Regions from separate parts of the Homo sapiens genome. Here region 1 is linked to region 2. Evidence: chromatin loops called from intact Hi-C (ENCODE). Cell type or tissue: A673. All regions are shown on one strand.

What was found. Peaks named below come from ENCODE experiments on the same cell type or tissue, not always from the same donor. Only the 100,000 strongest peaks of a DNase experiment are listed, where the experiment ranks them.
Region 1: a loop joins it to region 2, with 6 times the contacts of the local background. A loop is called at or near these places in 2 of 110 quality-filtered maps.

The regions. Positions count from the first base shown.
Region 1 is chr1:77,617,425-77,622,424 of GRCh38, reverse strand. All of the region lies in intron 5 of ZZZ3 (zinc finger ZZ-type containing 3), which reads left to right. Among named protein-coding and RNA genes, the nearest start is that of ZZZ3, 63 kb to the left of the region's middle. In A673, no CTCF peak of the experiment used is centred here; a DNase peak (open chromatin) is centred at 1,884; H3K27ac peaks cover 4,645 bases.
Region 2 is chr1:77,562,445-77,567,444 of GRCh38, reverse strand. It overlaps ZZZ3 (zinc finger ZZ-type containing 3), which reads left to right. Exons shown (of 15, transcript NM_015534.6): 14 at 1,264-1,364; 15 at 1,661-5,000. The coding sequence ends at 1,805. Among named protein-coding and RNA genes, the nearest start is that of ZZZ3, 120 kb to the left of the region's middle. In A673, no CTCF peak of the experiment used is centred here; a DNase peak (open chromatin) is centred at 1,944; H3K27ac peaks cover 2,713 bases.

The sequences.
Region 1 (5,000 bases), 55 kb before region 2:
ATTTTTACCATTTGTGTTGGAAAAATTTGATTCAGGTTTTTTTTTTTTTTTTTTGCTATTTTTCATTTGTTTTACATTATCATTCCTTTTAGTTTATTTTGTTTGTTTTGTTTCTTTTGAGACAGGTTCTCACTCTGTCACCCAGGTTGTAGTGCAGTGGCACAGTCTAGGCTCACTGCAGCCTCAGCCCCTCCGGCTCAAGCAATCCTCCCACCTCAGCTGCCTGAGTAGCTGGGACTACAGGTGTGTGCCACCACACCTGGCTAATTTTTTTTTTTTTTTTTTTTTGTGGAGACAAGGCCTCATTATGTTGCCCAGGCTAGTTTTGAACTCCTGGCCTCTTTCCTCGGCCTCCCAAAGTGTTGGGATTACAGGCATAAGCCAGCACACCCGACCCTTCAGTTATTAACGCATTCATATATTTTAACTAAAGGTTCTCAAAACATAATTAAGATTATGCTTAAACTTTTAGTTGGAGGGAAGGATCATGTTACCGTCTTAACATGTGAGATGTGAGATTGAAAAAGTGTAAGATGTCAGTTAAGATTACAATAAAAACTGGAAGTATATTCTTTTTTCTTTTATCGTTATTATATTTATATTTTTTCAAGACAGGGTCTTGCTCTGTTCCCCAGGCTGGAGTACAGTGGTGTGATCATGCCTTACCGCAGCCTCGATTTCCTGGGCACAGGAAATCCTCCTGCCTTGGCTTCCCAAGTAGCTGGGACTACAGGTGCGTACCACCACACGTGGCTAATTTTTATATTTTCTTGTAGAGATGGGGTTTTGTCATGTTGCCCAGGCTGGTCTCAAACTCCTGGGCTCAAGCCATCCGCCCACCTTGGCCTCCCAAAGTGCTGGGATTGCAGGTGTGAGGCACCATGCCTGGACTTTTTTTTTTTTTTTTTAACTTAAATTTAAATTTAAATTTTTATTTCTTAAATTTTTTCCCAAACTCTTTCTTCACTGGATTTTTTTTTTAAAGGGAGGGTCTCACTCTGTCACCCAGGCTCAAGTGCAGTGACACAATCATGGCTCACTGCAGCCTTGAACTCCTGGGCTCAAGTGATCCTCCCGCCTCAGCCTTCTAATTTTATTTAATTTTTTTGTAGAGACAGGCTCCTTCTGTGTTGCCCAGGCTGGTCACGAACTTTGGGTGTCAAGTGATCCTCCCAAAGTCTTGGGATTACAGTTACGAGCCACTGTGCCTGGCCAGTAGTGTTTTTTGAGACACTAATTATAACTAGATAATGTTTTTATTTTCAAGATGCTTATATTATTTAGATCTAGAATCTCACTATATTGTTAAACTTTATCTTTAAATTATTTACCAAATCAAGGTGATTGGGCTAGATTTGAGGAACTCTACAACTGCCTTCCAATTATTTTTCGCTGGCAGTATGATGCTAAGCTTTTGTTTCTACAAAAAAACTTTATTTTGATTTCTGTAGTTATAATTAGTGTATTATATACATGGTTTTGGACTCACTTCTTTCTGTGTTCTTGCCCTTATTTTTGGCACTGCTTAGGCTTCAGTTACTGGCTTTGTTCTTCCTTTGCATCCTCTCTCTGGGTGTTCCCACTCACTGCTGTGGCTTAAATTACTATCTATATACTGATGAATTTTGAAATGCCTATCACCAGCTTAGATTATTCTTGAGTATCAGACCATTTAGTGGATAGCTGCATTTCCATGTCCCATAGTATACCCAGTGGAACATGTCTGAAACTGAACTTACTGCTTCTTTCATACTCACATTGAATATTCACGTTTTTTCCTTGATTTGGTGGAGTCTTTTACTTGCCCAATCCAGAAAAAGCAAAGTATTCTTCAACTACTTGTTTACTACACCTTCCTCTCCTACTGTTCTTACTGATTCAGCTCAGTTTCCTTCCTTCCTTCCTTCCTTCCTTCCTTCCTTCCTTCCTTCCTTCCTTCCATTCTTTCGTTCTTTCTTTCTTTCTAATGTAGGCCACTGTCATCTCTTTTCTGGATTACTTAACATACTTCCTTATTTGCTTTCTGTGGTGCTAGTTTACTTTGCCAATGAATTCTTATACTGTAGCTGGAGTAAATGTCTTAGAATAAAATCGACTCTTTAAAATGAATCATTGCATGATTTTTAAACATGTCTTTTACTGTCTGCCTCTCACTGTACATTCTATTCCAATTGAATCTTGATTTCCTTAGTTCCTTAATTATGTTCTCTCATTCTAGGCCCTCCTCATATGCCTAACTGCCTGCTCTACCTTTTCCCTGTTTTCTTGATTATTGTGCTACTTCTACAAAGCCTTTCTGAATTTAGACATCATATTCTCTGAGAAATCTTATCTTTAGGCCTGATTATTAGTTGCTCCTTGTGTGCTGTGTTGTAGTTATAATTGCCTGTAAATGTGTACAAGAGACCATAAGCTCTTTGAGAGAATCATGTCTGTCTGGTTGGTTGATGTATCGGTGGTGAAATTTCAAGCATTATACTGCTTTGAAAATGTCAGAGAAAAATTTAGCATGCTTTTCATAGTAGAAAAATTTAAATACCATTATTTGACTTTCAAGATTCTGAATTTTATATAGTGTTAGTGATTTTTTAACATTTAAATTTTCGAAAGAAAAATATGCGATATCATCATTCATATGGTTAATTTAACTCAGCTATGTGGAGACATATAAGAGGAGTCTCATGTTTACAGATGAGTTGTCCGAGTTTGTTACCTAGTGGTAAAATCATGTTTTTACATGGTCATATAAGAAATGTAAGTTCAGTTTTTAATAATACCAGACTCCCAAAGAGAAGTCATTGTGTTATAAAATAAATTTAGGTTTGGTATTATCAGAATGTTTTATATGATTGTAAATACAATTTTACAATCTAGAGTTTTGCCAGTAGGCATTAGAAGCCTACAGAGTGGTTAAGAATTTGATTGTGGTTGTCTTTACTGAATTGAAGGACTTGAAAGAAAATGTGTGTCCTTGCCTTTTTATGTGTGTCTGTTCTATTAAAGATTTTCAGTAGAGGATAGTACTCAACTTTCTTGGTTAAAAACTCATAATTTTGAGTAGATGCTACAATTAATTTAAAATGACATGTGCTGTGTCTTTGCAGTTACTATGAAATGATAGCCTACATATAGTTTAACATACATGTAGTTTGGGCTATATTTGAGGTATGTTGTTTGTTACAGTATTAGTTTTTAACTAGAAGTTACTAACTTGCCTCTGTTATATGAAACTTTTATGTATTTGTAATACTAGAATAAGAGGTAAACATTTTAGATTTTACAGTGGATTGTTTCATAGAATAGGTAATCTAAAATTCTGGAGTAGGGAAATATCAAGGGAATCTTGATCTGACTGGTTGTCAGGGGTTTTTTTCTAGATGATTGTGAAATTTTTATTCTGTTAGCTATAATATAGTTGCATTTAGCTTTCTATTTTAAGAGAGAAAACTCAAGAATTCTGTGGCATATATTTAGAAAAGCAGAACCTAGGGATAAATTGAAAAGGTCATCTTTTAAGGTCTGTTCCCATAAGAATCTTTGAGTCTTCAGGGGAAAAAGACCATTTTTTGAAGGTTATAATAATGTGATTAAAAAACACTGACAGATTGTTTTAAAATTTCCTATACAAGTTACTTAAATTCAGTGACTAGTAAATAACTTCTTTAAGCTATTTAAAACTAACAAGGACAATAAAGTTAAGGTAATCAGAACTTGTTTGCAGCTTGTTGCAGGAATCAGAAATTCACTCAGAGTATCTCAAACAACAAAGGGGTTTATTTTAAATAAATGATAGCAAACAATCTTGCGAATACTCATGATCAGAAAACAAATTCGAGGCAGACCTCATGAAATTATAACCTGTCAGTATTCAAGATTATATATACTCTCTCACCACTGCTTGTCTTTGTACAGTACAGGCTAGTTTTTCTTATTTTATTAATGTTTTTTGCACACTTTCTTCCTTTCCCCTGAAATTTCATTTTGCAGATGGCATTGGCTTCCTACTGTGCTTGTCATGATCCCAACTTTATATGACATTTTATTCCCAGAGCCTCGTCACAGTCTCTAAAGAGAACCTGGTTCTTGACTATCCAATAGATTGGCTTCCTTGGTCAGTCCATCCCTGGCCGAATTATCAATTGTCAGGGGTGGGATTATTGGACAAAAAAAAAAAAAAAAAAAAAAAAAAAAGGCTGCATTGGTCTACTCTTCTAGAGCAAGGGTATATCTTCCAGCAAAAAGGTATGTGGGCAGGTTGGTAGGCTGCCAAAACATGCCCATTATAGACCATTTAGCTTTTTGGGTAAAATTGTACTCTTGGTCAATTGTTTATAAAATAAGATATGGAAACACTAATACATTGCTGGTTGCAGGGTAAAATGGTGCACCCACTGTGGATAACAGTTTGGTGGTTCCTCAATAAGTTAAACATAGAATTACCATATGATTCAGCAATTCCACATTTATTTATTTATTTTTTGAGATGGAGTTTTGCTCTGTCACCTAGGCTGGAGTGCAGTGGTGCAATCTTGTTTCACTGCAACCTCCGCCTTCTGGGTTCAAGTGATTCTCTTGCCTCAGCCTCCCAAGTAGCTGAGACTACAGGTGCTTGTCACCACGCCTGGCTAATTTTTTTTTTTTTTTTTTTCAGTAGAGGCAGGGTTTCACGTGTTGGCTTGGCTGGTCTCCAATGCCTGACCTCAAATGATTCACCCACCTGGGCCTCCCAAAGTGCTGGGATTACAGGCATGAGCCACCACGTCTGGCTCAGCAATTCCACTTTTAGATGTATACTCCAAATAATGAAAGATAGGTGTTTAAACATGAACTTGTACACAGATGTTCACAGCAGCACAATTCACAATAGCCAAAAGGTAGAAACAGTTCAAGTGTCCATCAGCTGATGAATGGATACACAAAACAAGGTATATCAATACAATGGAATTGTATTCAACTGTAAAAAGGAATGAAGCTGCAATATGAATGAATCTTGAAACCAT
Region 2 (5,000 bases):
AAACTATTGGGGGTGATGATCTTTAGGAAAGCAGTGGGTTTGGAACTGACCAGCTTTTCCCCTCATCATTTTGGCCATAGTATGGAAACTTAATTAGAGGAAGGCAAGACTAGAGTCAAGGAAACTGGTTAGAGATTCTTTTGATAATTTAGACAAAAGAGGAGGGTGTCCTGAACTTGACTGGTGGCCATGGAAATAAAGATTGGCAAGTTTGAGAAGCCTTTAGGCATTAGAATTGACTTGGTTGGACTGGAGGAAGTAATAATGAGACCATAAACTTGGTGGTGTTGGTGGGTGCACATGAAAGTACTGATGTGTGCTGTGACTGGTAAACCAAATTAAAAACAAAGTTATACCTTTGATCCTCTAGAGTAGCCAGTAACCATACTATATTAAATGATTTTCCCTCTTGATCTTTCAGTGACCCTGTTTCTCCAATAGAGATTTTCCTAACTGGCAGCTCTGGCCTTTCAGAAAAACTTGCTTCACTTCTCCTAATTTTGCTGCAAAACCCAGCCATGGCTTGTTTGCCATTCTGTCAGCCACTATAGTTGACCAGATGATCAAAGAAACTAGAAATGATAGATCCTTTGATTTCCAAAAGTGCACAGAACACACTGAGGACTGTCACAATGCCACCACGCTGAGAAAGAGCTAGATCTGCCTTTTTGACATGATGGGCATTGGTTATTAGGAGTCTTTAGGCTTTGGGAGAGCGATTCAATAAGAGATAAAAGTTTAGACAGAATTTCATTGTTGCCTGGGTTTATGTTAGCCAAGAGAACCTGCTAAAACAATTCTGTATCAATTACCAACAGTGAAGCACTACAGGAGGCAGCTGTGGCATTGCTTCCTTAACCAGTATTTGGATAGTTTTAACTATGGTATTAACTCTCTGTTTCTCAACCATAGTCATCATACAGTGGTCTGAGGTACCTTTCAAGTAGATGATTACAAATAACAAAACACCCAAGTTGGAGATGATTTACTTTTAAAAATTTTTAAATAAATTTAAGCTGATTGAAGATTATCCCTTCCAATGTTCCTCTCACTCACCCATATCTTGATATTGAGTGGATGGAATTTTACCTAGTTTGCTAGAAATTGTCTCTAACACATAACCATTTGTGTGTTATATTACTGTCCTGTGCATGGAGAGAGAAGAGAAGATGTCTGTGTGCACATCATGTGTTTCCTTGTGGAAAATAAAAAAGATCGTGGAACAGTATAACTTAATACATTTTCTCTCTGAATCTGTTATAGTGTGATAACTGTGGCATAGAACCCATCCAGGGTGTTCGGTGGCATTGCCAGGATTGTCCTCCAGAAATGTCTTTGGATTTCTGTGATTCTTGTTCAGACTGGTAAGTGTTTTCTTCATTGTCAGTCTTCAACTTAGACAAGAAAAGAGCTTCTCAGCCATTAGTGAATTTGATTTCCAAACATAGAAAATATTAATACCCACACTTAGTGAATTAAATTTTGTTGTTCTAGGCAATTAATTTTTTTCTGTAATCATACCACATGTCAAGTAACTTTCCGTTGGAGATTTTGATAGATTAATGGATTTAAACAGGGAGAGCTGTGAGGAAGCTTTGTAATACACAGACTAAAATGCATCCACTACCATGTAATGATGTGTGTCTTTTTTTCTTTACAGTCTACATGAAACAGATATTCACAAGGAAGATCACCAATTAGAACCTATTTATAGGTCAGAGACATTCTTAGACAGAGACTACTGTGTGTCTCAGGGCACCAGTTACAATTACCTTGACCCAAACTACTTTCCAGCAAACAGATGACATGGAAGAGAACATCATTTACTAGTCCTCTTCAACACATAGCAATGGTATCATTGTTAATTATGTGCACAGTTTGGAAAGATTCTCTGCTTTCCCAGAAATGACACTCACAGCATGAGAGCTTCCTGAGTGTTCTCGTCAAGTACAGCTCTGCACCGTTGTGGCTCTAGATCACTGTTCAGCAGCTGAACATTCCTGGTGAGCAAAGGTTTCCCTGGTGAATTTTTCACCACTGCGTTTTAGGTGGTGATCTTAAATGGGTGAGATGGAACGAGAGCACACATTAAAGAGAGAGTAAATTCCAAAGGTTTCAAAGAACTTGGTCATAAATATGATAATGAGAAGACAAAGTATTTATATTAAAACAGTTTAGTAGCCTTCAGTTTTGTGAAAATAGTTTTCAGCACAGAAACTGACTTCTTTAGACAAAGTTTTAACCAATGATGGTGTTTGCTTCTAGGATATACACTTTAAAAGAACTCACTGTCCCAGTGGTGGTCATTGATGGCCTTTAGTAAATTGGAGCTGCTTAATCATATTGATATCTAATTTCTTTTAACCACAATGAATTGTCCTTAATTACCAACAGTGAAGCACTACAGGAGGCAACTGTGGCATTGCTTCCTTAACCAGCTCATGGTGTGTGAATGTTATAAAATTGTCACTCAGATATATTTTTTAAATGTAATGTTATATAAGATGATCATGTGATGTGTACAAACTATGGTGAAAAGTGCCAGTGGTAGTAACTGTGTAAAGTTTCTAATTCACAACATTAATTCCTTTAAAATACACAGCCTTCTGCCTCTGTATTTGGAGTTGTCAGTACAACTCATCAAAGAAAACTGCCTAATATAAAAATCATATATATGGTAATAATTTCCCTCTTTTGTAGTCTGCACAAGATCCATAAAAGATTGTATTTTTATTACTATTTAAACAAGTGATTAAATTTAGTCTGCACAGTGAGCAAGGGTTCACATGCATTCTTTTATACTGCTGGATTTTGTTGTGCATCATTTAAAACATTTTGTATGTTTCTTCTTATCTGTGTATACAGTATGTTCTTGAATGATGTTCATTTGTCAGGAGAACTGTGAGAAATAAACTATGTGGATACTGTCTGTTTATATTATAGAATGCTTGTTGTGACTTCCTTTTGGTTAGATTTTGGATTTTTTTTTTTACCAGTGTTAAAACCAGAAATTGGTATTTTTTAAAATGGTTTGCTTCACATATTTAAGAGTTTTCTTTCTGTCATTTATGAAGAATAAGGAATGTATTATGGAAAAGAGGGTGATCTTAAGCAACCCTGTAAAAAATGGTAAAGATTTTTACTCAGTGTGTGCTGAAACACTAAATTAAACTAGCTTACAAAAAGGAAACACGGACCATGGTTAAAGAAAAAGGCAATTATTAATGCTCAGGTGTGAAAACTAAAGTTGAAAATTTTTTTTCTAGTTGTGTCTCATGAAGATAAGCCCCCATGTATTTAAACAGATGGCTTTTGAAAAATCACCTTGTTTCCTGGAAATTACTATTAACTATAGGAAAAGATAGTATAAATATTCTAAGATTGATTGTTATATTTGACCCAATTTTTAGAATCACCTGTTTTTTCCTATTTTAAATCAAGGGAACATTATTTACTAGTTCTCTTCAGTACATAGCAGGGTACTAAAATCATACCCTGAATTTTTTTTAATTGAGAAAAGTAATAGAATTTTAAATATAGAAATATGAGAATTTTAAAGTAATATATTGATTAAAGATCACTGATGATATAGATATAATATATCATAACAGAAGGAAAGTAAATGGACTTGAGCTTAACTTCTCACCCTGGAATTATTAGTGGGTGAAGAGGGGAATCATTAGCATTCTGGGCGTTTTTATATTAAATGTTTTGTGAATATGCCAGAAGATCTGCCTTCAACTTGTAATTAGGCAAGATAGTAATGCTTGATGGTAACTTCTATGTTTGTGTAGAAATAATACCAGTTAGTTTTGGAAAGCCATTCAGATCCATTCAAAAATTCCATAAAGTATGATGTATGCTTTGGAAGAGGGATATGAGTGATACAATTGTTATATAAATGGAATAGACAAACCATTTGAATGCATTTTTCTAGGGCAAACATTTTTTGAGATTTTTGAGTTAAGAAGATTTTTCGGCTTGAGCAGAAGATGTGTTTGTTTTGCATTTTTCAGCTCCAAGGAAACAGCCCCCATGGCTTTAAAAGGCCCTGAAGTTCAGATAGTAGTAGGTAGTGTTTTGTTATTGTTTTAATTTGAGAGTTGCAGGAATAATGGGCAGAGCTGTCATTTGCCGGTAGGCTACCATCTGCCTACATAGAATTATTGGACTGTAAGCTAAAACAGACTGTAAAAGACCTACTTGCTAAAGCATTGCTTATTCAGTGGTATTCAGTAGATAAGATCTATTTCCTGATATATTGTGCTCAAGTTATTTGCACATCTTAAGAAACTTTTAATATCTAAAACCATTGTTGTAAGATTTAGGTAGAGGAGGTTTCCTTTTGTGTGATGCATAATAATAGAAAACACTGATACAGTGTTTACTATGTGCCAAGCAAGCATATGATAACTAATTCTTAACAACTCTATGAGGCAGGGTCATTTATTATCCTGTTGTCATATGAGGAAATCTCGCCAGAGAGAAGTTAATTAACCTGCCCAAGGTCGTATAGTTAGTAAAGTGGTCATGCTTGGATTTTAACCTAGGCAGATTACTTCAGAGTCAGCGTCTGCCTTACTATCCTGTTTCCTGAGCAGGAATTTCCCCTTGTGTCAGGCAACACTAGGTGTTAGGAGTGGAGGTGTGCAGATGTTGCCTTACATTCTGTTTTCCTGATGTGGTGTGCTTCCTAAGAGTACAAACCTGAGCATATGTCCAGGCTTGCAAAGTCTCAGGCAAAGCTGGGACTAAGGCTTGTGTTTCCTGCCTTGGGTAGGATTTTCTTCTATGCATGTTGGGTGCTTCTCACTTAACCTAATAGTATGCCTTGTCTGTTTTCCCCCCTTCCCCTTTTTGTTTAAATTGATTCACAGAACACAAAAATTTACTAGGTATGAACATTTGAAAAAATGGAATAGAGAAAATGGTACATCACATGTAATAAAGATAAATATTGTTTTGTGAAATGTCTTTTTCAATCATAAATATGTGTTGTG